Regions from separate parts of the Mus musculus genome. Here all the other regions are linked to region 1. Evidence: chromatin loops called from intact Hi-C (ENCODE). Cell type or tissue: heart. All regions are shown on one strand.

Evidence for each region. A loop is a pair of places that touch in the nucleus more often than their neighbours do. Peaks named below come from ENCODE experiments on the same cell type or tissue, not always from the same donor. Only the 100,000 strongest peaks of a DNase experiment are listed, where the experiment ranks them.
Region 2: a loop joins it to region 1, with 5 times the contacts of the local background. A loop is called at or near these places in 4 of 42 quality-filtered maps.
Region 3: it touches region 1 in a loop (8-fold over the local background); 4 of 42 quality-filtered maps call a loop at or near these places.

The regions. Positions count from the first base shown.
Region 1 is chr3:144,203,025-144,211,024 of GRCm38, forward strand. Lmo4 (LIM domain only 4) reads right to left here and starts at 2,231. Exons shown (of 5, transcript NM_010723.3): 1 at 1,796-2,231. In heart, a CTCF peak has its summit at 4,733; DNase peaks (open chromatin) are centred at 1,877, 2,197 and 2,547; H3K4me3 peaks cover 3,414 bases; H3K27ac peaks cover 3,411 bases.
Region 2 is chr3:142,760,900-142,768,899 of GRCm38, forward strand. It overlaps Gtf2b (general transcription factor IIB), which reads left to right and starts at 4,348. Exons shown (of 7, transcript NM_145546.1): 1 at 4,348-4,389. The coding sequence starts at 4,373. In heart, no CTCF peak of the experiment used is centred here; a DNase peak (open chromatin) is centred at 4,272; H3K4me3 peaks cover 2,507 bases; H3K27ac peaks cover 1,466 bases.
Region 3 is chr3:145,114,384-145,122,383 of GRCm38, forward strand. It overlaps Odf2l (outer dense fiber of sperm tails 2-like), which reads left to right and starts at 4,206. Exons shown (of 17, transcript NM_001162538.1): 1 at 4,206-4,399. It overlaps Gm40163 (a long non-coding RNA gene), which reads right to left and starts at 4,030. Exons shown (of 2, transcript XR_867692.2): 1 at 3,960-4,030; 2 at 2,439-2,732. In heart, no CTCF peak of the experiment used is centred here; a DNase peak (open chromatin) is centred at 4,178; H3K4me3 peaks cover 1,900 bases; H3K27ac peaks cover 1,877 bases.

The sequences.
Region 1 (8,000 bases):
TGCGAGGAGGCACTATTGAGGCACACACAAGTTAAATTCAAGCCAGTCTTGATGTCACGAAAAACTGCTTTTAAACATTCTCTCTCTCTCTCTCTCTCTCTCTCTCTCTCTCTCTCTCTCTCTCTCTCTCTCCTGGAGTAGAATATAGGAATCAATTTATAAAGCTTAGCTTAAACCGATTAATTTGTTGCCTCCAATCCGGAGTCCAATAAAGTCCTAGTGTTTCTCCAGTCACTTATTCTATAAAAAGATCAAGTTATTTACTGCCAATTAAGCAGCTTGTTTTGTCTTTGTCCTCTGTAAGGCGAGAGTGTGGGCTCTCCCAGGCTCCCAGCTATCTGCTCAAGACATTCAGCTGATACCTCAGAAGGGAGAAGGCGAACTTTGTCTGTCCCTAGCCCAACTTCACTGCTGCAAAGAACCGGGGTGAGGGAACGAAAGAAGGACTCTGGTTCCTTAAATAGGCCGATTTTAAACACATTTCCTCCGAAAGAGTCCCGGAACGTGTGTCCAGTGACCGCACAATAAACCAGAATAAGAACTGCACCAATTAAGCTGTAACAAAACCCTGAGACTCTGGAACCAGGACCGCTCTAAAACCCATTAGCATTGCATTTATCCGAATGCATCATACCTTTATGTAAATTGATTTCTCTGATGCATTTACTCGAGGAATTGCTTTTTGTTACAATTTCAGCCCTGACCCAAATGAATCTGCATTTCCTGCCCTAGGTCTTTAAACTGCCCCCCCCCAACGTTTTAATCGCTCCGAATTCCTTTTTTAAAAGGGAGGGGGAGGGAGGAGATTCCAAGCTGCTCCCCACCCCCATCTTTAGTGAGAGGTAAATATATATGTATATTTTTTTTGAAAAGGAAACATTACACTGAGAAAAGCATCCAGTAACCCCATTAGCTAAAGCTCTTAAGGACAAGCAATACCTTAATGCTGATTAAATCTAAAAGAGATGAATCAAGAGGACTGACCAGAAAGTGACTCCCCTGATAACTAAGGACGGGCCCTCATCAAGTTTCATTTAGAGTTGGAAAAAAAAAAAAAGAAAGCTTTTAAGTTAAATAGGCTTATACTCTAGTAATTACATAGCCAAGCAATTTAGGTCCTGGGATAGTCAGTGAAATAGAAAGCAGAGCTGGCAGCTAGAGGCAAAATCTGCCCCCCTTTAACAACGTCTCTGGTGTTTTTTAATGGAGACCAAGGGAGGGACAAACGTAGCGCTGGCCATTTGTAGTACAAAAATGGATGCTTAATTCATGTCTTGATTTTAATTAGGTGATTCACCGGATTTCTCCTGGATTGGAACAAAAGACTTATAAGCCAAGAGGAATTCTTTTTAAAAGAATCAGCAATGCCAGCTCCTGGTCACTTAGAGCTTTTCGTTCCCTGTTTCAAACAGTGTTGGGGGGGGGGTCTTGACTATCGCCCCCACCCACGCACACACCACTTCTCATCTGAGCAGCCCCTGCCTTTCCTTTAGGAACTGGAACTGCCCCCAGCCCTCTCCAGGGTCCCCACCAGCCCCGTCTCCAAGAAGAACCCTTTTGTAAGCAAGGAACCGCTACAAAGCTGGCGGCCCGGGGCTGCCCTCCTTGCTAGCTCGCAGGCCGGCCTCCGGTAGTTTCAGACTCACGCATTATCTAAGGCGACGTATTGTTTACTTGCAATTTGGGACGGTCAAGGGAAGGAAGCCAAAGAAAACAGCCCCGGCCCCGATCAGTTCCCCCCTCCCTCTCTCCCTCGTCCCCTCCGGGCCCGCGGCGTCCCCAGCCACCCCCTTACCTGCTTCTCCCCTATATTGCAACACTGCGAGAGGCGGCGGCGGCGGCGAAATGCGAGCGGAGCCGCTCGGCTTCCAGGGCAGGGGCGCTGGGGCTGGCGGAGCTGGAGGGAGGGAGGGAGTTCTCGCAGAAGCAGGAAAGGGGAGGAGGGGGCTAAGGGCTGCTTTTTTTTTTTTTTTTTTTTTTAATCGCGTGGCTCTGGGGCGGGTAGAGGGAGCCCCACGCTAAGTGGCAGGCGGCCCGGCGAAGAAGTGTCAAGTCTCAGCCCGAGGGTCCCGGTCCTCAGCCCCCGGCTGCGCGCGAGCAGCTGCAGGCTCCCTCGGCCGGGCCCGCGCGGCGCAGCAGCAGCCACTGCTGCAATCGCGGCTGCAAGTTTGGCAATGTGGCTTCACTTTGTACGCGCCCCCGCCCCCGCCGCGCCCGCGCTCCTCCTCCTCCGCCGCCGCCTTCCTCCCGCCCGCCCGCCCGCTCGGGGCCGCCGGCGGCTCGGCCGAGCTCCCCCCTCCCGCGACCTGCGGCCCGGGAGCGGCGGTGCAGGCTCGGTCCCGCGGCCGGTACGAGGACGCACGGAGTGGGGAGCTGCGGGCCGGCCGGGAGCGCTGGACCGATCGGCTGCCCCGCTGCTGCTGCCCGGCTCGGAGGAGGCGGCGGCGCGGGCCTCTAGCCGGCTCGCTCGCTCCTTCGGCGGCGCTTACACATGTGTTACTGACAGAGCAGAATCCCAACTACTCCCCGGCTCTGCCGCCGACGTCAGCGACCCTCAGCCACTGGGCGGCCGGATTGTTCAGGCGGAATAATAAAACCTGCCAATCCGGGGAAGGACAAAGGGTGACTGAAACGAGACTCGGGGGGCGGGGAGCGAGGCGGGCGGCTGAGCCGGCCGGGCCCGGGAAGGCGGGGGGGGCCCGGGGTCGGGGCACGAGAAGGGACCCGGGTGGCGCGGGGGACGCGGCCAGCGAGCGCGTGCCCAGGCTCAGGACCACACCTGCCTGCCCAGCGCGCGAGGACGCGTGGAGCCCGCCCCCGCAGGGCCTCGGGGATCGCCTTCCCTGGCTCAGAGAACAGACCCTCGGGAAACTTACTTTCCCAGAAATGGGTCTCTTCCTGTTAGGGTAGAGGATTCATTCTGCCGGAGGGAGGTGCAAAAGCGGGTGTTTTGTTTAATTCTTCGGGTTGCAGATTTCAAAACCTTAAGCAAAGTGGGAAGTAGTTCCTACCTAAGTACTGCCAGCTTAACCCCATCTTGCTCCCATTAACCCCAGTGTAAACTGGAAGGAGGAGGCATTTCATAGATGCTTGTCAGTTGCTGGTGAATGCAAATCACACCCTGGTTTTCAGAGATGAAGGAAACTTTATGGGCAAAGCTTTTTGCTCACCATTCTGCTTCAGTGTAGAGGGTGTGATGCTAGCTCCCTCGTAGCCCCCTAAAGCGATGCGAGCATTTGCCAGACCTGCTGCTAGCTCACGACCCTGAAAAAAGACTAGTCGTTTCTTGTACAAACCAAGATTTGAGGAATGCTAGCTAGCTTCAGAGCCTCTTTCCAGGGCCAGAGCTCAGCCTGGATCCTTGAACATCAAGTTATTCAACTTTACTCTGCCAAATAGGTTTAATAAATCTCCGATCTGAGGTTAATACTAGGGTTGATTATTAATAGTAAGTTCCAGAGAGATTTTTCTGTTGGAAATTATCATGGAAGTGCAAAGCTGTACTGCTAAGTATCATTAACTAAAACCAGTCTTGTGGGAGAAGCTTGGAAGAAAGGAAGTTGAAGAAAAATCAGGCAAAAAATCTACAGTCCTAGCAGCTGTGTGCAGAATTTTGGTTCTTTAAACTGCCAAAATTAGGGCAAAGGAATAAATATTGCCTATGAAACCAGGAAGAGGGTGGTTTTAATACCAGTTAAAAATACTCATTTCTGGATTCTAGCTCCTTGAGTTCCTAACATGCTACAGTTAAAAATTATTTTTATGGATTTGTATTTAACGTTGTGTTCTTATGATCATTCACCTTAAAAGCTTTTTTATTAAAAAAAAATCAACGTGATAATAATTGGAATGTCCTATACAGACAACAGCTGCAGAAGGTCATGATGAAAACAGACCAATTTAGGAAAGAGGTTTTTTTATTATTATTATTATTTTGTCCTAACAAAAAACCCAAAGCAAAGCAAAACAATAACCTCAAAGGAGGAGAGGACACTTTAAGATATAAGACATTGTAATATCTGGGTTCATCTCTGACTCATTACAATTTAAATCAATCAAAACTAGGCAATCAGGGATTTTTTGCTTTTAAGACCAGATGCAGAAGTAGATATACTTCTGCTTCCCCTCTGAGATTTCGGGCCTGCACAAGATCTTCATGGCTACTGTTGTATTAAAATACATCATATGGGAAGATTTCCATACCTGTACAAGCCCCTTATTGTACATAAAAAAAAAAGGTCTTTATTTTCTTTTCCTTTAAAATGATTTAAAAAAAAACAAAAACAAAAACCAGCACACATATCATACAGAATCATGGTGAGTTGTGGTATTTCCTAAAGTATGAACATGAAAATGAATATGTAATTCTAAAATGAAATGTTGTAAATTAAGGGGGAATGTGCTCAGGTATCACTAAATGACTCTCTAAGGGTCTGGGTGGTCTTTGTGGAGGGAAGGAAAGGGGAAGGGTCGGAAAGATGGGACTTTGAACTTTTGTCTCCAGGCTACCCCGGGGCCTAAACTTTTAGAGGTGGTTTTAGTGTTTTGATTCGGATTGTGTGTGAAGTCTGCACACACACTCCAGTAAAGTGGAATGGGCGGGGATATATTACCAGAAATCTTGCTTCACTGTGGTTACAGAAGCTCAAAGGTTGTAGAGGCTAACATCTTTGAGGAGTAGGAAGGGAATGCAGTCACTGTAATCAAAATTCAGGTGTACTTTAACCACAGCGCCACCTCTGGGTAGTCTTTATTTCTGCATCCTTTACTCTCCAAACATCCCTGTCTCTTCCAGGTAGCAGCAAGATTCCCCTCTGTATTCTCAAAAGCGCCTGGACTGAGAGAAAAACCAATGCCAGTCTGATTTCAGTGATCCTAAACACTCAAAAATGCTATACAAGTCCCTGCTGGAGAAGGGTACATATAATACAAGTGTTCAGACCATTATAAAAATAGCTCCAAGAAATCATTGTAATGTAAAGTAAAATTAACTCATTCCGAATACTGTTGCATTGTGTCTGTTGGCCTGGGAAGACCTGCTGATGTCACCATTCAGCCAGTTATCTAAAATGAGACATACAACTCCGGTACTTTTTTTTTTTTTTAAAGAAACACAACCCGTTTCAGGGGCTTTATTCAACATAGGAGCCGAATGGATCCCAGATAAAGCCTTTGCTTTCCCTACTTGCCCTGAAATTATTTTTCTGTACTTCATCTTCTCAACTAAGGTCTTACTCCTGGACTTTATAGGCAGGAGTTGAAGATAAGCATCTAGCTCTTTGATGAGGAAAAGGAGAAGAGATTGTGCCCTTAGAAGGCCAGTGCAAAGCTGGTTTCTGATTGGAGGCTGTTTAGAAAGGACATTTTACAAGGATGATTGTCCATTACTCTGCCATCAGAGAGATCCTTAGAACTCCAAAGGTCCAGTAGAGTTGCCATAGTGAGGGAACTAAACACTAAGGTAGACTAGCTGGTGGGTTGCGTTTCTCTAGGCTGGGTGTGCGGCACACAGTGCAGTAACTAGGACCCAGGAACGCTGAAGCTTGTAAGAATAGGAGTTAAAACTGAACAGGTTTTGATACTGCTCATCCGTGCCTATTATCCCAGACACTTGGGAGTCTGAGGAAGGAAGACCGCTTGACCTGGGAAATTTGTAGCCACCAAGACCCTCAAAAGGGGAAAGAAGAGGAATGAAAACAGGAAGAAGGGAAAAGCAAGGCGGGAACTAGGGAATATAACTCAGTTGGTCGAGCGTTGGTACCGCAGGTATGATCCGGAGTCTCGTACCGGGTGTGGTAGCGCACGCCTGCGGTCCTGCGGCTCAGAAGGAGCTCATGGGAGAATCAGAAACTCCGGGTCATCCTCGGCTGTGTAGAAAAGTCCAAGACAGCTTAAGCCACATGAGATTTTTGTCTCAAAAACGAACTGTTTTGAAAGAAAGAGAAGGAAAGGGAGGGGTGAGAAAGAACTGTTTCACGTGATAAAAGAAGCAGTTGCTTTATTCCAGCATTTAAAAAAAAAAAAAAAAAACTCTCAGTGATTATATGTGGTAACTATCCCACCGAATTATTTAATTATTTATGCTACTTAGTTTTAGATAGAAAGACCTAGCCTAACGTGTATCTTATGAGGAAATTAAAACCATAGTGAAGAAATTGATTTTTATTGAAATGAAACAGAACATGGCTGAAGAAAACACGAGAGTGGCCATGTTGAAACAGCACTGAGACTGTTGTAATTGCACACATAATTGAAGATAGAAGTTGCTTTTAATTTTTCTGTTTTGTCAGGACATTGTGAAGCTCGTAGCAGTGACAGGGAAGGTGGGAAAGGTGATGGGGAAAAAGGGGCAGGCATGGGTTATTTTCACGCCAGTCAACTTTAATTAGAATGGTTAAAAATAAATAAAAAGACCCTTTTCCCCCATGTTGGTGTTTATAAGGAGAGCAGAACTTTAACTACACCCCAAATCTATTGGTAAATCTTCATTTAGGAATATGGCCTTAGTGACGATTTCTTTGAAGTGACGATGTCTCCAGACATATGTAAGTCGGTCAACAATCTCCAAGCACAAGTGATATTCTGCAAAGCAATTAACAGACTATTTGCCTGAGTCTACCGTGTGCTCCCTCAGACCTTCTAAAGCAGTGGCCCTCAACCTTCTTAAAGTCCCCCATGTTGTGGTGACCCCAACCATAAAATTATTTATATTGTTTAATTAATAATAGGTACAAAAACCAGTGTATACATGAGGCAATGTGTATGTACCTGAGTCACTACTACTGAGTATATTAAAATTATACATTCTGTCAAAAACAGTGATCCTATTTAAAATCAATTACCACCTCCCCAAGACAAAGGAAACGGCTACTTATTGAAAAAGGAACTAAAACCATACAATGTAATTCATTTTACCTTTTGTTATCTCTGTTTTTGGTAAAAAGGAAGGCTAATAATTCAGAAATCTTGAGCAATCTAAACTGCAACTTCTGTGTCATTTTTAATTATAGTCTTGATGTAATTAAGTTTTTTTTTTACTCTGTAGTTTTATAATGAAATGTGTCGTTTTAAATATAATACTAGTTTCTATTTGCTCACCAAAGAAACTGATGAAAATATGAGAATATTTATTCATAGTAATGAATGACTCTGTTGGAATTAGGGGAGTACAATCCATAGCTGTCTGTGGACTTGAAAAACACACATTTCTACTCTATATAGCACTATAAATTTTTTCGAATAAAAAAAAAGAACAACCAGATATGGATTTTTTAAAATAATAAAATTGGATAACTCAATTGGCTAAAATGTGTTCCCTCCATGCAGAGGCACGCATTATAACGTCATCACTTATATTTCTCAACATAAATCAAATTTCATAATAAAATTGTTCTTGATGAATCACCACCGCTCCTTCTCCAGCTTCAGAACATTCTGACAGAGAAAGCGAATTTGTTGATCTCTCTGTATGATAAGAAGTCACTGGAAATATATTTCAGACTTTTAGTCTAAGGTGATTAAAAAAAAAAAAAACAAAAACAAAACAAGAAATTTTCTTTAGAATGAAATATTCAAGTGAAGCCATTCTCGAACTTAGGGGAAGAACCGAATAGTGCAATTGACTTTATTTTCTGCATTTCTACAGAGCCATCTGCTGTGTTCTCTGACAATAAGGCCAGGCAGAGTCATTATAGAACAATACCATGGAAACAGTTCGCTTAAGCCAACGTTAACTTAAACAACACTACCTTGAAGATATGTTTGTTCAGATCATAGGGTTTAAACATCCCAACATCGCACCCACATGGCTCACCCCCATTCTTATTGCTTTCTCTCCGCTGAGATAACAGTTCCCACCGCACTGGAATTCCTACTTACTGCTGGTGTCCGGTAGTAAATCCTACACATTATTAGAGTATCTGCCTGTTATCAGTCCAGTCAGGGGGTGAATTATTGACTATAACTCATGGCTGGGAAGACTGCACGTGACACTCCAGTGA
Region 2 (8,000 bases), 1.4 Mb before region 1:
GGTGGTTGTGAGCCACCATGTGGTTGCTGGGATTTGAACTCTGGACCTTCGGAAGAGCAGTCGGGTGCTCTTACCCACTGAGCCATCTCACCAGCCCCTAACTCTTCTAAATCTTAAGGAGGGAAAACATCCCATGGAAGCAGTCTGATTTTCAACTTGGCACTAACACATGACGGATGGAGGTGGGGTAACGGGCTTCCCCATTCCGCACCCAGAATTTAGTTTCTATGTTCTTGTCTCTCATGCTTTTTCAAAAAGTAAAATTATTTTTCATTCAGTATACTCTGATCATGACTTCCTCTCAGTCATCTCTAGATCCTCTCCACCTTTCCAACTACAAGCTCTCTCTCTCTCTCTCTCTCTCTCTCTCTCTCTCTCTCAAGAAAACAAACAGCCTGGAGCAGTGGTCCACCGCTTTAATCTGAACATTTTCGAGACAGAGACAGGTAGATCTCTGTGTGATCCAGGCCATCTTATTCTACACAATGAGTTCCAGGACAGTTAGAACTATGTGATAGAGAGAACTTGTCACAGGAAGAGGGAGAGGTAGAGGAGGAGGGGAAGGGAGAAGGAGGGGAAGAGAGAGTAGAGGGGCAAAGACAGAAAAAGAATAAATTTAAAAAGACAAACAATGATAAAACAAAAATGAACAAACTAAAAGGAAAAAAAGAAAAAAAAAACTAAGATTACAAAAACCCAAGACATGCACACATACACACATATCATAAAAACTCAAAACTGGAAAAATAATATGGAAGCAAAAGGCCAGGGGAGAAACGCCCTAACAAAGCTATATGAAACCAAAACAAGCAAAAACAAAACAACCAACCAACCAAAAACTCTAAAAAATATACCTTTGGGTTACTTTGTGCTGGCATCTACTGCTAGGGGTGGGGGCAGAGGACCCCCATTAGGTGTGATTCATACTTTTCAAAAATTAATTAATTATTTATTTTACTGTTTTTGAGAATGTGTGCATAGCCTACTCGGAATTCCATTATAATTGGGTAAACAGCATTTTCTTGGGCTGTGCCTTACCCTTGGAGACTCCAATTTACACACAGCTTTGGAGTCTCTTTTGTTGGAGGTGAATGACTGTATCCCCTGGGTGGATCTGTAAACTACCCAGACAACACAGAATGATAAATGACTTATTCCTTGGGGTATAAAAGGAGCTACTCCATACACTATGGGGTGAATTGAGACTGTAGGGGCACATAGGTGAACTAAATCCTATCTGGGAAGCATAGCCTGAGAACTGCCCAGACACACTAGACCCAGGAAAGAGTATAACTCCCTTACCTGGACCCCTTAAGGCAACAGACACCTAACAAATTGACATCATGGCCACACAGCAACCTGCCATCTGATAACCTGCTATACAAGCCAAGGACCAAGAAGCAGAGGACTTCTTTACTACCCCCATTCGGCTCAGCTGCAAACCCTTTGTTATTTGGCCTGTTCATTCACCTTTCACCTGTCAGGATCTGGACCTGAACCTGCCATTTTCCCCTCAGCCCAGTTCAGCCTTCACCCAGCATCTGGAACCCTCCAGCTTCATACTCAGACCCTGACTTGAACAGATTCAGCTTCAGCTTCCTCAAGTCTCTCTGTCTGCTTTGTCAGTAACACAGACTCTCTCGCAGACTACTTCGAATGCAGTGTAAACTCTGATCAGTGGCTTTAACATGCTGCTCTGTTAAGCCACATATATGCATATAGGTATACAGAGATAGTTACCCCAGCGATAGGATAGTTAACATTAGTAGCTGGGGTTGGAACTAGAGAAACTGCATTCATCGGCCAGATTAGAACTGGCTGGATTAAATGACACCTAAACTGCTGCCATGGAAACCACTGAGCCTTGCTAATTTACTGTTATTCAATACATTCTCACACTGTGGAAAGAAACCAGGTGTGGCAGTCACTCTCCTCCCTCAAAACTGAGTCAAAGGCCACGTGTAAAATGGTCTCCTAGAGAAAGGTATTACAGGCATCGATCATGTGCTTACAGCAGATAGGCTTCCTCATAGACGAGGCTGGCCTCAAACTCATTGTGTATCCAAAGACGACCGTGAGCTCCTGCTCTTCCTGCCTGAGTGCTGACAGTGCAGTCTGCACTATCACAACCGTTCCCTGCAGCGCTGGGGATTGAACCCACGCCTTCGTGTCTTTTAGGCAGTCTACCAAATGATCTACATTCCCAGCACCTCTTGTTCTTTCAAAGGAAGCTAGTAGCTTCTGTTCAGCTCGAGAAAACAATGTCTGGCAGCCAGACAGCAGTGGCACATACACTTAATCCCAACACTCGGGAGGCAGAGGTAGGTAGATTTCTGACTCAGTGGCCAGCCTGGTCTACAGAGTTCCAGGACAGCCAAGGCTACAGAGAATTTCTGTTTTCAAACAAACAAACAAACAAACAACAAAACAAAAAACAAAAGAATACTGAAAAGAATGGGTAGGCTTAGAGTTTTCAAAACCTTCTTTAATTATGGTTCTTTAAGACTTCAACCTCTGTTGTAGTCCAGCATCCACCAGAGTTAGGGAAAAAGAAAGGTTAATAGGAAATAGGGGTTGTGGACATGCTTAGAAATGGTTCTTTGGAGCTATTCAAATCTCTGTTGTCAGCAGTCTGGTCTACTAGCAAACTACCAAATCAGCAACAGCAGTCCAGTACACCAGTCCAGTATACATGGCAAACATAAATCCATAGCAGCCGCTAGGTCCAGAGGAAACCATGAGGTTCGACCTATCAGCACAAGTCCACAGAAGCAGGAAGAAGCCGCTGGAACACCACCATAAGTTCTTTGGTGCATTTTTCACTATGAAGTCACAACAAGCTAAGATCAGCGAATCAAGCAAGGCGAACCAATTGCAGGAGCACTGTCCGCCGTCTGTTGGGTTATACTTATGCTCTTTCCAAACATATGTCCCCTCAAGCATCCGCCGTAGCAAAACATCACACGCCCTTTCACTAGGCAGTTTTCAGAAAAACACCCTGCGCCTGTTCTCGGCAAAACACCGTTACATAAGACAGTTTCCAGAAAAACATCACATGATACAACTGAGTCCCTAACAAAACCAGAAATTCCCACTTCAACAAATGTCTGCTTAATGGCATTTGATTTCCATTAACAAATAAAATGCTTACTGAGTTTTCATCTCAGTGGAAGACACCCAACTTGCAGTTACCTTAATTCAGACTTTGTTGGGAATGGTTTATTTACAAGAAAGTAGCACTGTTGCCTTAAGGTAAGAGGACGGGAGCTGAGACAAGGTCTTGTTCTGCAGGTCAGGCTGGCTTGGGATTCATGACCTCCCACCTCTGCACCCTAACTTCTAGAATTACAAGGGTGACCCCCAAGACCTGCCTTGTGAGGCCCTTGTATAGACGTTAGCTGTTTTATTACATTTCCTATACTCGGTTTTCAGTCAAATATTCGATGATGATTGGGGAACAACAACAACATGGGTCATAGCAGGGCTGTCTCTTGCAATTCTAGAAGGGTTTGTGAGCCAGATACCCTCCATGCCTACACTGTTGAGATAAAGGACATGTAGGAACTTTGAATCATGTTGGCCAATGACAGAGCTTGAATTGATACCTACTCCTGAAGACAACAACTAATTTCTCTTTTTATTCCAAATTCTTTAGTCAGGGCAAATGAGACATTCAATCAGATAGGGAAAACTGACTTGAAAATAAAGGAAAGGAATTTGGTGCGAGCGCTTTGCCCCTTTCAACCAACCTGGTTTCCTTGTGTGTTGGTTATTTTGTGTGTTTGTTTATTTAAAGGTGTTTTTTGTTTGAGACGAGGTCTAACTCCAGATCCTCCTACCTTCTTGGTGCAGGAATACTTGAGAGTATCACCCGAGGAGGCAACTCCCATTTTAATTTCCTCTGTTTGAGAGCTAGCTCAGGCGCAGCACATTCTGAGTCTTCTTGGGTTGATTTTTTGTTTTGATTTGTTTGAGACTGTGTGTGTCTGTGTCTGTCTGTCTGTCTGTCTCTCTCTCTTTATCTCTCTCTCCCTCCTCCTGGCTGTTCTGGAGCACCCTGTGTGGATCAGGTTCCTCTAAACTCACAGAGATCCTCCAGCCTCTGCCTCCGGAGATCAAAGGGGTGTGCTATCCCGCCAGGCTTTGAAGATTTTGCCAATCAACCAGCAGCCGGGAGCCACGCAGCAGCAGCGGAGACAACCAGGAAGTACACAGCCCGCGTCGTCAAGGACCGAGCGCTTTTTAGCCCTCCTCCCGACCCGTAGCCGCGCGGAGTGCGCGCGAGCGACTCGCGCATAAAAGCCCGGCTCGGGGCGTCTAGGAGCCAGTGCTGCTTCCTGCTTCGGACGGAGCTGTTGGCGGAGCCGCGAAGATGGCGTCGACCAGCCGGTGAGTGCAACGGCCTCGGAGCGAGTGGAGCAGGGCATCGCGGGGCCCAGGTTCCTCCAGAAGGCCGCCGCGGGTGTCCCTTACCCACCTGAGTCATCGCCGCCCGGGTTTGACCCTGCGGATCCGCACGGCCCCGGCCTCCGTCTCCGGACCCTTCAACCGTCTTTGTGTCATGTTGATGTTTTCTGTGTATTTTCTCCCTTACGGCCCATCCAGCCGGAGGGGGCTGAAACCCCGTTTCCGAAGAGCTGGAAAAGCGACGTTCCAGGTCCCTATCGATCTGACAACCGCAAAGTTGAGAAACGTCAGCATTGGTTGTCTGGTGGCAAAGGGTCGCTAGCCCAATGGCCCCCCCAGAAGTGGAAACGAAAGCACATACGGAGACTTGATTCATTCTCCTAAAAGACCCCCTGTCCCCACCCCGAAAAGTATCATTGCGTACTCTGAAGGAGATGCTGTCTGCAGAAAATTAATTACATATGCTGGAAGTCATTTTAAATGTATTTTTAAAACGTAGTTTGCTTAATATCTACAGGAAATGCGTGTTGTGACCGCAGAGACAGCCTTTAATCTTGTGACCTCCAAAATGCTTTGCAGACCCTAATTATATCTCTTGTAACCACTATGAGGTAGATATTAGTATACTGGCATATGTGTAAACTGAGTCATGCCAGCGTGTTGACCTTTCGCGGGCCACTATACCTATTCTGATTATCCGTCCACTGGTCTCCAGTTAACACAGAATGTACAGAAAGTATCAAATTAAGTTCTGTTCTTTTGGCACTTTTTTTTTTTTTTCGGAGGTGGTTACTATGTGTGGAATTGGTAAACGTCACCGGGGGAAGCCATTATTTACAGAAACTTGGCCTTTCTGGGAACCTCCAAGTCTGCTGTTTATTATAAAAAGTGGGAGGTGGGCATAGGAAGCCTCGTGAACTTCTTGCGTGGAAGCAATGGGCAATCTTGTTTACTGATTTTATGATTTAATTAGATTAATTATGATTTAATCATTCCATCTGGGTGTGGTTTTGTCACGTAAGGCTTCCTTGTAGCGACATAGGAACCTTCAGCTTCCCCAAATACTATTGAAATTTCCCATGGGTGATGTGTTCATATGTAGGCACAGCTTACCATCTTAGGGAAAAGGAACTCCTGTATTCTTGAAACACAAGTTGTAGTGTTTAAATAGTACACATAGTAAAATCACTGGTTACAGTTTTTAAACTTTTCTTCACTTAAAAAAATCCCTTGAAATTAATTTCTTTTCTGGACAGCTAGTGTTTGATTTTGAGTTAGTGGTCTCGAATCTTCTGTCTCCACCTTGAAAACTGTGGGGTTGTAGATCTGCCCGGCCCTCATCCAGCTCTTAAGTCTGTGTCATTCCTGTTGCTATCAAGTTTTGCCAGCAGTGTGAATAGAGAGAAGTTGCCTGAGAGTTTGTCATACCTTGAGGGCGGCATGTAGGCACTAAGCATTGGCACTGGTTGGTGTTCTCGAAGAGAACATGTCCAGATTGATGCCCACTCTTTATTCCGACGTCAGTAAATAACTTTTTGGCTGCGATCTGTAAAATGAAGATTGTGCCTATCTTTTAGGATGTTGTGCACATTGAGCATTCAAAATGTTTATGGGCGGGGGAGGGGGCTCCATGGTTAGGAACACTGGGTGCTTTTCCAGCACCCACATGGCAACTCATGAACTCCTAACTCAATTCCAGGGCATCTCTTCTGTCTCTGTAGGCACTAAGACATACATGCAGACAAAATGTTCATATTTAAATAATTTGGATAAATAAATAAATAATGTTTAAGGCGGTATCATTTAAATACTCTGCAAAGTTTTTCATGTTTCCCTCTTTTAAATGTTAGGGATTGAAACCAGGACTTATATATACTAGGCACGCATCTTCCACTAAGCTCCATTCTCAGCCTCTTTACCTACTTTTGTCTTTGAGGCTGTAGTGTCAGCTGCCTTGGAACTCCTATGTACAGTTATCTGCTGACAGTGATTCCCAGCCCCTCGGCCTACTATTCCATCCATCCATCCATCCATCCATCCATCCATCCATCCATCTGTTGAGACAGCCTCACTCTAGTCGATGTATAGTTCCTAGGGTAGCTTTGACTAGGTAGCATGCCTAGCTATTTCTGCTTCCTGAATACTGACATGTCCCATCACAGCTGGCTTGATAGACTTGTTAGTAGTGCCAAACTATGTTAATCCTTAACATACTGTTAGGTTAATTTCCTGCTTTGTTTATTGAGAGCCACTCTTATTTTGCTAACATTTTACTTTATTTCTGCAGCTTTTTGATTTTTATGAAATACTTTATTTTTTTAAGATTTATTTTTTTCTAACAAGTTTGCAGAACAAGTATAAAGCAGTTCCTGTCCTCTCTCATTTTTCCAATTAGAAGACTCCAGGATATGTTTTAATGAAGTAAATAAATCTGTGATTATTTAGTGAATTTTTTAAAAATCAGTTTTCCATGTGACTTAGTTGTTGGTAGTTAGGGAGAGAGACCTGTGGTGAAGGGCACTTGTTGCTTCTGCAGAAGACCTGCACCCACATGGTAACTAGTTCCAAAGTATCCCTGGGAACTAACCATTCAGGCAGTACACCTGCACACGCGCAGGGAAAACACCTATAAGACAAAAATAAATATATCCTTAAAAATAAGTCAATAAAACACAATGTGGTTGTTAAAACATTTTGAATCGTACTAGCTAGCAGGAGAAACTTGATCCAAAACCACAGAAGCATAGTTAACTATAAGAACAGTTGATTTTGTGTTTTAGGTGTGTGCTTTCCATGACTGTAATATATAACCGTTTATTGTATCGTGTAAGTGAATTTTAAAAGAACACTCACCCTTTGGAGAACTTGTAAGATTTTGCTGAGAATCTTTGTTACTTTTAAAAGCTTGTTTTCTCAAATCATTTAAGGTTAATCAAGTTCCTCAAACTGTTTTATTGTTTGAGATAAAATAAGTAAGAAAGTTAAAAATATCATGAGCTGGGCCTTGTGGCACATCCCTGAGATTTCACCACTTCAGGAAGCTGAAGCAAGAGGAGTACTCCTAGTTTTACACCAGCCTGGGCTGTATAGTGGGTTTGAGGCCAACAGGACTACAGATAAAAAGAAAAGAAAAAGAAAAGTATTAATGTTAATAGTATCATAAATCTAAATTAATGTGATAGCTTTAAAGTTATATTGTTCTATTTAAGTTAGTTTCTTAGATTAACATGCTATAACGGATGTCATCGTTACATTCTTACAGTAGTATCTTTGCACTTATTAGTCACTTATCCTAGCCTCCATCTTCTTTCTGATTCACTTACCCCAAATAGTGTTCCCTCCTGCCCTCTCTCTTCCTCTTTTCTCCCTCCCTAAAATCACATCCTTCTCTCTTATCGGCACCTTTTTTATCAGGTCCTATATTCATATGTAACATGTCTACATATGTGTGTGCACACATGTAAACTTGAACACAACAAATTCACACAGGAGAGAAGCACGATGTCCTTGTTTTTGTGATTCTGGCTTATTCACTTGATCTGTTTTCCAATTGCGCCTATTTTCCTATGATTTCGTCTTTCAGGCTGTGTATC
Region 3 (8,000 bases), 910 kb after region 1:
TGGACACTCTTTGAACCCAGGAAGCGGGTGGGTGGAGGAATGTCGCTATTTGTTTTATGATTAGCATACCTTGGAGCATTGAGTCACAGAGGTCACATTCCCAAGCCTGGGCCTAAAGGCCTAGAATTTTGTTTTTACATTATACTTTCAGCTCCAGCTGCTCTGCTGTGCTGCCCAGGTGAGGTCAAGTCCTGCTCTCCTGGTCTCCTAACTGCTGCAGCCAGTGAGGGGTGGGGCCAGCTCTCCTGTCTGCCATAAAACTCTATCCTTAGTGTACTTCTACATTACTAAAACCATACTTCAAAGTCAGTGTACTTGTTTTCCTTTTAAATGGACACATTAGTCTTTTCAACGTCTTTCATTTTCTAGTAATTTTCAACACATAGCTTCCAGTCAGTAACTCTCAGAGATGAGTCTCATTAATGCAGGGAATTGCTCCCATAAATCCTTTTTGTTCGTTAAAAATAAAATTTGCTGGCATTATTGAAACTGTTAACGGCAGGTTCTTACCAGACCTAGTCACTGTTAGCGATGAGTGACAGCAGTCAATTACTACATAGTCTTCCTTTCATGAGATCTCCATTCTCCAGAAGAAAATGGAAGAGATAACATATAAAATTCGGCATCTAGTTGGGAATGCTGGAGGGCTAAGGAGAGAGGAACAGGTGGAAGTTGGGCAATGCAGACTTGTATTAGGTGGTCCATGAAAGCCTTCTGGTAGGATTATCAGGCTAGCGAATCATGATACTCTCATGATTATCCTAGCGAGTCTCAGATAATCATGCCGATATCTGAGAGAAGTGTCTTATAGGAGAGATGGGGCCTGAGACCTGCTACAACTGGAGGGAAGGACAGGGATGCATAGGACTGAGAGGAGTGGAGAGGTCTCAAGGCTAGAGGGCACTGTGGCATGGGGGAACTTGGGAGGCACTGATCCTGTGAGGCCAGATGCATAGACTGCAGTTCATGATATGGGAAAGCTGTGGCTTTGTGCTGCTCCCTTATCAGGAGCACTCTAGGTGCTGTGTGGACAACGGGCCAGAGAAACCCATGGGTGGGGATGGAAGCAGAGGCCAGCTGCTGTCTTAGGTGAGCAGCCACCATCTCTGTAAGCAACTTCAGGTTCTGATTGTGTTTTTATTCTGAATTAGCAGAAGAGGCACATGGGATCCTTGGGTTGGTGACTTCTTACTTTCCCTCGTCCCCTTAGTTGCCTCATCCCTGCTTTCCCAGTGGTGGCACTTCAAAGCTCAGGCCAACTCATTTCTATTTCTCCCTTTCTGAATCTGATATAAAACACCAAGGTTTATTTTATTTTATTTTATTTTTACTGTGGCTGATGAGTGCAAATCTCTTTTCCTTCTAACTGGTTACAGCCAAGGTTTCCTGTATCCTGCAGACTCTAACACTACATGTGATATGCTTTCTTTCTCTTCTTTTATCTTTTTCCAGTTTTCTTGAATAACTCACTACTGTGGTTATTTTAACAGCGTAGGCAGCAGCTTTGGTTGCTTTTCTTTATTCCTTATTACTCAGCAATTCTCACTGCATCCTCTGTAAGTTTTTTCTGTTTCCCAAGAGAGACCGAGAACAGCTTAAGAATGCTTAACATGTCTCCTTTATCACAGAGCTTTTTACAGTGCTCTTTTAGTTAGACTATAGCTGGATTGGGCCAGGGAGATGGCAAGGGAGTGCAAGAAACCACCTGCTGCAAGAGAGTGTCAATTGGGGGTTGAGGTGCATTATGGGCAGTGAACATGGAGAGAGAGGCCCTGCCTCAGCAGAGCCCAGGGCGATAGCCCACTCCTGAAAGCTGTCCTGCCTCCACCATCATGGCCTCTACCTGTCCACATGCACAGATACATGCACAAAAAAAAAAGGGGGGATTTAAAAAAGAAAGCAATGGGACTGATTTGAATAGGAATTCTTATAGTTACATAGATAGGAAATCTAATTAATTCTTTCATGTAACACTATAGTTGTTTATTAAATACAATAATTAGAAAAAGGCAGTGACAGACACATCTAGGTCAAAATCAAACATTTAAAATATCAAAATGTTAGTTTCTTTGTAAAGTGATAGTTTTGGACAACTGCTAAATTGGGGAGAGGACTTCAAGGATCATTTTATCCTTTTTCATTCAAGGATAAAAGAATGAGTTTTTATGTCATAAACCATGTGACATTCGTGATTTATCTCTTCTTGCATTGTTATAACATCGTAGCAATGACTCTTGCATTGTAAATTACTTACTAGGCTGAGGAGAAAGTCAATATATTGAAGTTCCAGTATCTAAAATTACATGTTTTTATTTTTAAACTCCCACCTTTTCTGCTTTCAGTTACAAAAACCTCTTTTGGCATTTACCTACCATTCTTTGACAGCCATAATCAGGTAAAAGCAGCTTACATATATGATTAAATATGCTGAGAAGTGATAGTGGGAAGATAATAAAAATCTTTATTTTCCACAATTAAGTCAGTACTTGGAGAATTGCCTTCAGAGAACGATCACTCTCCAGGGAGGAGTAGCATGCAGCTCCCTGCTGTGGAATGAGTGTGTCCCTTCCTCCCACTAACCCTCAGTGTGTAGGCACTTGGAGTGGAGGCCTTGGCAGGCTGATTGGGTTACAGGAGTAGAGTCCTCATGATGAGATCTGTGTCCTTACAGGAGGTAGGTGAGATCTTGCTTCTTGCTCAAGTGAGAATACAGCAAGGAGGCTTCCAACCATCTGTAAGCATTAGGAACAGACAACTCACTAGCAGCCAGATTGGTTGATTCTTGAGTTGGGTCTTCTGAGATTCTAGAAATGTGATAAATATGTTTCTGTTCTTTAAACAACTCAGCCTACGCTACTTTCTTATACAAGGCTGAATTAAGACGTCTATTACCAGTCTATCCATGGCTGCTCATGTACCCAGCATGTCCATATTGAATGTCCCAGGCAACAGAGAGAAGAGCTTCAAGCTACTTATGCAGAAGGTGCATATTGAAGTGGCTTGTTGTTTTTGACTGTGGAATATCATTCCATTGTATTGAATATGTAATCAATTTTCCTGCTGGTAAACATTCAATCTACTTGCCATTTTTAGCTATTATAAACAAACTTGCTATTTATGACTTTCTTATAGAATATTTCATAAACATGTATTTTCATTTTCCTCACCTAGGCGAACAGCTCCCTATGGAAACTCCCTAAGAAGCACAGCATCTGGCTCTGAAGAGCTTGTACTAGCCATACTGAAGGGCCGACAGTTCAGCTCCTAGCTGACATTTCCCATAGCTACCATTTTACTCTATCTACTAGAAGTATGCGCTGCTTCGATATGCTGTTCATTTTTATATCTCTTCCTGTGGTGGAACCTGAGGGAGTGGAGCGGAGGAACGAGGCAGACTAACGCCGCATGCAATAGCCAACTTTATTCAGAGCATCAGACAGTGTATACCCTGAGTGCTAAGAAAGGTCACTTGAGTATATAAGAAGGACAAGGTGCACGCGGCAAAAACATGTTTGTTTGTTTGTTTCCCATAGAGGCAAATAAATGGATAATAGCCAGTTGTACAAAAACTCGGACGTAAACTCACTCCTATCTACTACACCTGGGAGGTGCATGAAAACATTCCAAGAACAATGACAAAACTCCCAAAATCTCATAAGGAAAACAAAACAAAACAAAATAAACAAACAAAAAACCACTACTAGGTCCTACCAAGATCTCATTTGGCCGGTTCAGCAGTTTAGAAAGCACAGCAGCTTTATCTAAGGACTTAGGAGGACTTGAACGACATTTTGGAGAACCTGCTGACTATGTTTTTAAAGAAGAAAAACTCCTGTGGGGGATAATGCCATACACTGGAAAGGTTTTTCTGTCTTGGGTTTTTTCAAATCCTAGCTACAAAAAAGGGCAAAAGCAGGGAAGTCATTTTTCGATCCAGTGTCAAGAGACTCGGAACGGACCTTCCTTCCCTGCTAGGATGAGAGCGGTTGAGATTTTCGGTCAGCGACGCACAAAAGCTACGCCTTTTCTCAAAGCTAAAGCTTTTGAAAAATCTCACTAGAGAAACCAGAGCAGAGACAACCCCCCGCCGGCCACGCCCCCTCACTCCCTCCAATCACAGCAGGAACGGCGCTCGCGCTCTAGAGCTCCCGACCAATTAGCTGCGTCGGAGCGGGCCGATGAGGGCGGGGCGTCCGTTTCCACAGAAACCGCAGGCCGGTTACTAGCAACGTTGAGCTCCAAGGTGGACGCGCTCAGGCCGCCGCTGCCTGTTCTGGTGACTCGTCAGCTTCTCTCCCCGCGCTCCCTGCCCTTCCCTCTGGCCTCCTACTCTCTCTGCACTCTCCGCCTGCTGCAGTGACCCAGGGCCGGGCAGGCCTCAGAGAGGCCTCCGGCCATTGTAGGTAGTGGCGGCGGCGGGGGATGACGTCAGGGCGACGGGCGGACGGGCGGGCGGGCGCGAGTCTGGGGTGGGCTCTGAGGGCGGGCCGCGCGTGACCCTAGGCACCCGGAAGTGAAACCCGTGGTGCCCACCCCTCCTGAACAGTATGTGTTTGGTGCTCAGGTCCTCACTGTCACCCAGAGGAAAGCGGACATTGTGCCCCTGCTTCCCGCGGTGTGGTCTCGGGGCGCCGGGGAGAAGTTAGCGGGGGATAGGGTCCCTGCAGAGCGAGGGTCCGGGTTTGGGGGTGTTTCCGACATAGTGTTTTCCTAATCTTGAGCTCACCCGATGCCAGTCCAGTTCTTGACGTACCCCGAGTCATGTCCCCTGTCTCTGGCACTGAATATGTCAGTTGAGTAACCTTAACCTAACGGTGGCTGCTATTGGTGACCCTAAAGACCAAGTTTCTCTGTCACGCCATGGCTTACAAGGGTGTCAAATGTTTGAGGGTACGAGTGCCTCTGGTTTAGGTAAAGGATCAAACTGTAGAAATCGTGCCTGTTTGTAAGCTTTACTTCATACCTTTGATTAATGGTGAGACCGGCCATATTTGTAATTTTTAATAGCAAAGTATTATTATTGCTGTTTTCTGCTAATTCTACAACTGGTGTATATTAATAGTTTTAGTCTTTGCTTTTCGAGCGTCTCAAGATCTGAGCAGATAGCCTCATTTATTCGTCACTTTTGTTAACTCCATACAGACAAATGGGAGTCAGGATGAGTATAGAAACGATCCGTTGCAGGCCACTGATGCCCCCAACCCCCACCCTCTGGTTTAGTAGTTCTCCATTTATGACTGCTTCAGCAATGACTTTCTACAAAGAACAGATAGGTCTTCAAGGTTGTTCTGTAAAATCAGTTCTGATCAACTCAGGCTTGTAAGTAAATTTAAGGTAGGTTGGTTAATTCAGGATAATTACTTTAAAAAGGAGAAAGTGGAAAAAACGTGAAGATTGCTGAGCTGCCCCGCAGAGTGGGCCAGATGGCATCTAAGTTTAAAGGTGGGATAAAGTAAGATGAGTCCAGGGATTCTACTTCTTGCTCAGTGTGTCACCGTGACTCTAAACCACCCCTGTTGCTGTCCTTGATGGTCATCCGTGGTCCTAACATCTGCAGTATCCTGGGATCTTTAACCAGTGGCCTCTTCTGTCCTTTCATTGTACCAGTCCTCAGTTTCTTTCCGTGACACTTGCAATCCTTGTGTATCCACTGCATTTCTCCAATAACATCTCCTGGGCTTTCCTTAGAAACCCTTGCCTAATCATTCCAAGCCTCGGTTTGTATTCATTGCCTCTTCAGTCCTGAGGCCTGCACTACGATGGGGGGCTGCTCTGTCATCGGTGGCTTTCTGACCTCTATGCTGGTCTCCAGTCCTGTCATACGGTGTCAACCCTCAGCTGCTCTCCGTGGTCCCTTTACTCCTTGAAAACCAGAGCCATGTGGAAAACTCCTAACACATTACTAAGTTTAGCTACCACTTAAGGTACAGCCTTGGCCTCCCTGAACCACCGCTTCCCAGAAGAGTTCACCTCAGCAGTGCTGGTCACTTATTAATTATAACTACTTTTGCAGCTCAGGCCAACCAGCATCCATTGTAAAGCAAAGATTTTGTTTCAGTGCTGCTGGTTTCCTGTTGACTCTTCAGCCCCAGCTGACCAGAAGCCACAGATTCTTATTCAATTAACCTCTCTGAATCATAAATGTCACCCTGTTCCCTCACTCACACCCAATCATTTTGATAGCTTTTATTTAGAAATCTGTTTTCCTGCTTTGGTCATTTTTGCTTATCTATTTCTAAGTTTCACTTTTTTTTTTCCATAGTGGAGTCTAAAATGCTATGCAATTATCTCTTTGGTAAGTTTTGACTAGTTTCCAGAATACAGAGAAAAAGCATCTTTCTTACATCTACTTTCTGTTTCTTGCTGAGTATTTGAATTTTTGGATGTTATTTTAATAGAATTTGCATGCTGTTGTTTGAAGTCACATGATTTTGATTTTCAGGGATTGGTGTTTAGCAAACAAACACTTATGGAATTCTATGCTTTCTCGTCAGGGAGAGTAGTTTTTAACCAACATTTGCCTAAACTAGTCTAGGTGCTATGATCTTTTCTAATGCTATTGTTCATGAGCATCCATCCCTTAACACACTTACTGATCAAAATGGAACACAATACTGTGGTTATAGCTACATCTGCAATGCCATTATCACCCTTGACAGGTTAAAAAAAATCATAATACTGATGGTGACGAATTTGCTCAGACTTGTGTAGGATGGGTCACTAACAAGTTGTACAGAAATGCAATGTTTGTCAGTTAGCCATGCCTTGCACATAACTGAAAACTTGGGCAGAACACTCAGTTTCTATTAGAAAAAAATGCCTTTAGTGAACTGAAATGAGAGTATATTTTATAAAGATGGGATATTTTATAAATGAAAGAGAAGTGTAGCATTTGGTTCGGCAGGCAAGCATTTTTATAGTAAGGAAAGCATTATATTTGTTCATCTACTTTTGGTTCCAGAATTGTCATAACACAAAACAGTGAGATGTCTTCAGACATGTGCAGTCTTTGTCTCGTAGAGTATGACTTCTTATAACTTCTGTGAGAATATGTGACACTCACCTACTTGTCTGCTTTGAGTTGGGAATGATAATATCGAGGAAGTCTTTCTTAGATCCCATCCTGCTTTCCTTTCTCTTCTGTGATAAAATGCCTCAACAGAGCACTTTTAAGAGAAGAACAGTTATTTGACTTACAATTCAGATTGTAATCACTCATCCTTGTAGCCAAGACAGCAGGAGCTTGAAGCAGTCAGCCACACCCACAGTCAGGACAGGAGGGAGACTGAATGCATGCATGCATGCTTCTCTTTGCTCTCTCTCTTTTATTTAGGGCTCAACCTATGGTATAGTGTCACCTACAGCCAGCATGTTTCTTTCCACCTCAGCCCAGCTAAGAAAACCTCTGACAGGTATACCCAGTAGGCAGCCCAATTAAAGCTGTTCCTCATTGAGACTGCTTTGTTAGAGTTCTAGATTATGTCTAGATGATAATTATCTACCACGGGTCCCTATTTCTGCCACACTTTTACCATTTAAGATGTAGTTAATATTTGTAGGTGATGAAGCAAAAAAAAATTGCTTTCTAATTTGTGATAAAATTTTTAGAATAGTGTGTGTGAGTGTATGTGTGTATGTGTGTGTGTGTTGGCATGTGTACCAGTACCCAGAACTCAATACATGAGAACTCACTTAAATTACTGATGCTAAATGATTTTCATTTTATGAAATATTTTCTAAGAATGGAAGATTCTTAACCTCTCATGCTGGTTTTAAGTTTTTCTTCTAAATATAGAAACATCTTTCTTTTAACCCCTAGAAAGGTCAGTCAAGAGTTGGATATGTGAAAAGCAGTCGTTGGCCATGTTTGTTGGGAGTGCTAAGCTTTGCATACTTTCCAGGCATTCCTGAATTCTCCAAAGCTTGTAGGTGCTTAGGATTCAACTCTAAATAAGACATTCTTTCTTGAGATCCCAGCCTGTGGAGAGAGAAATATTTAA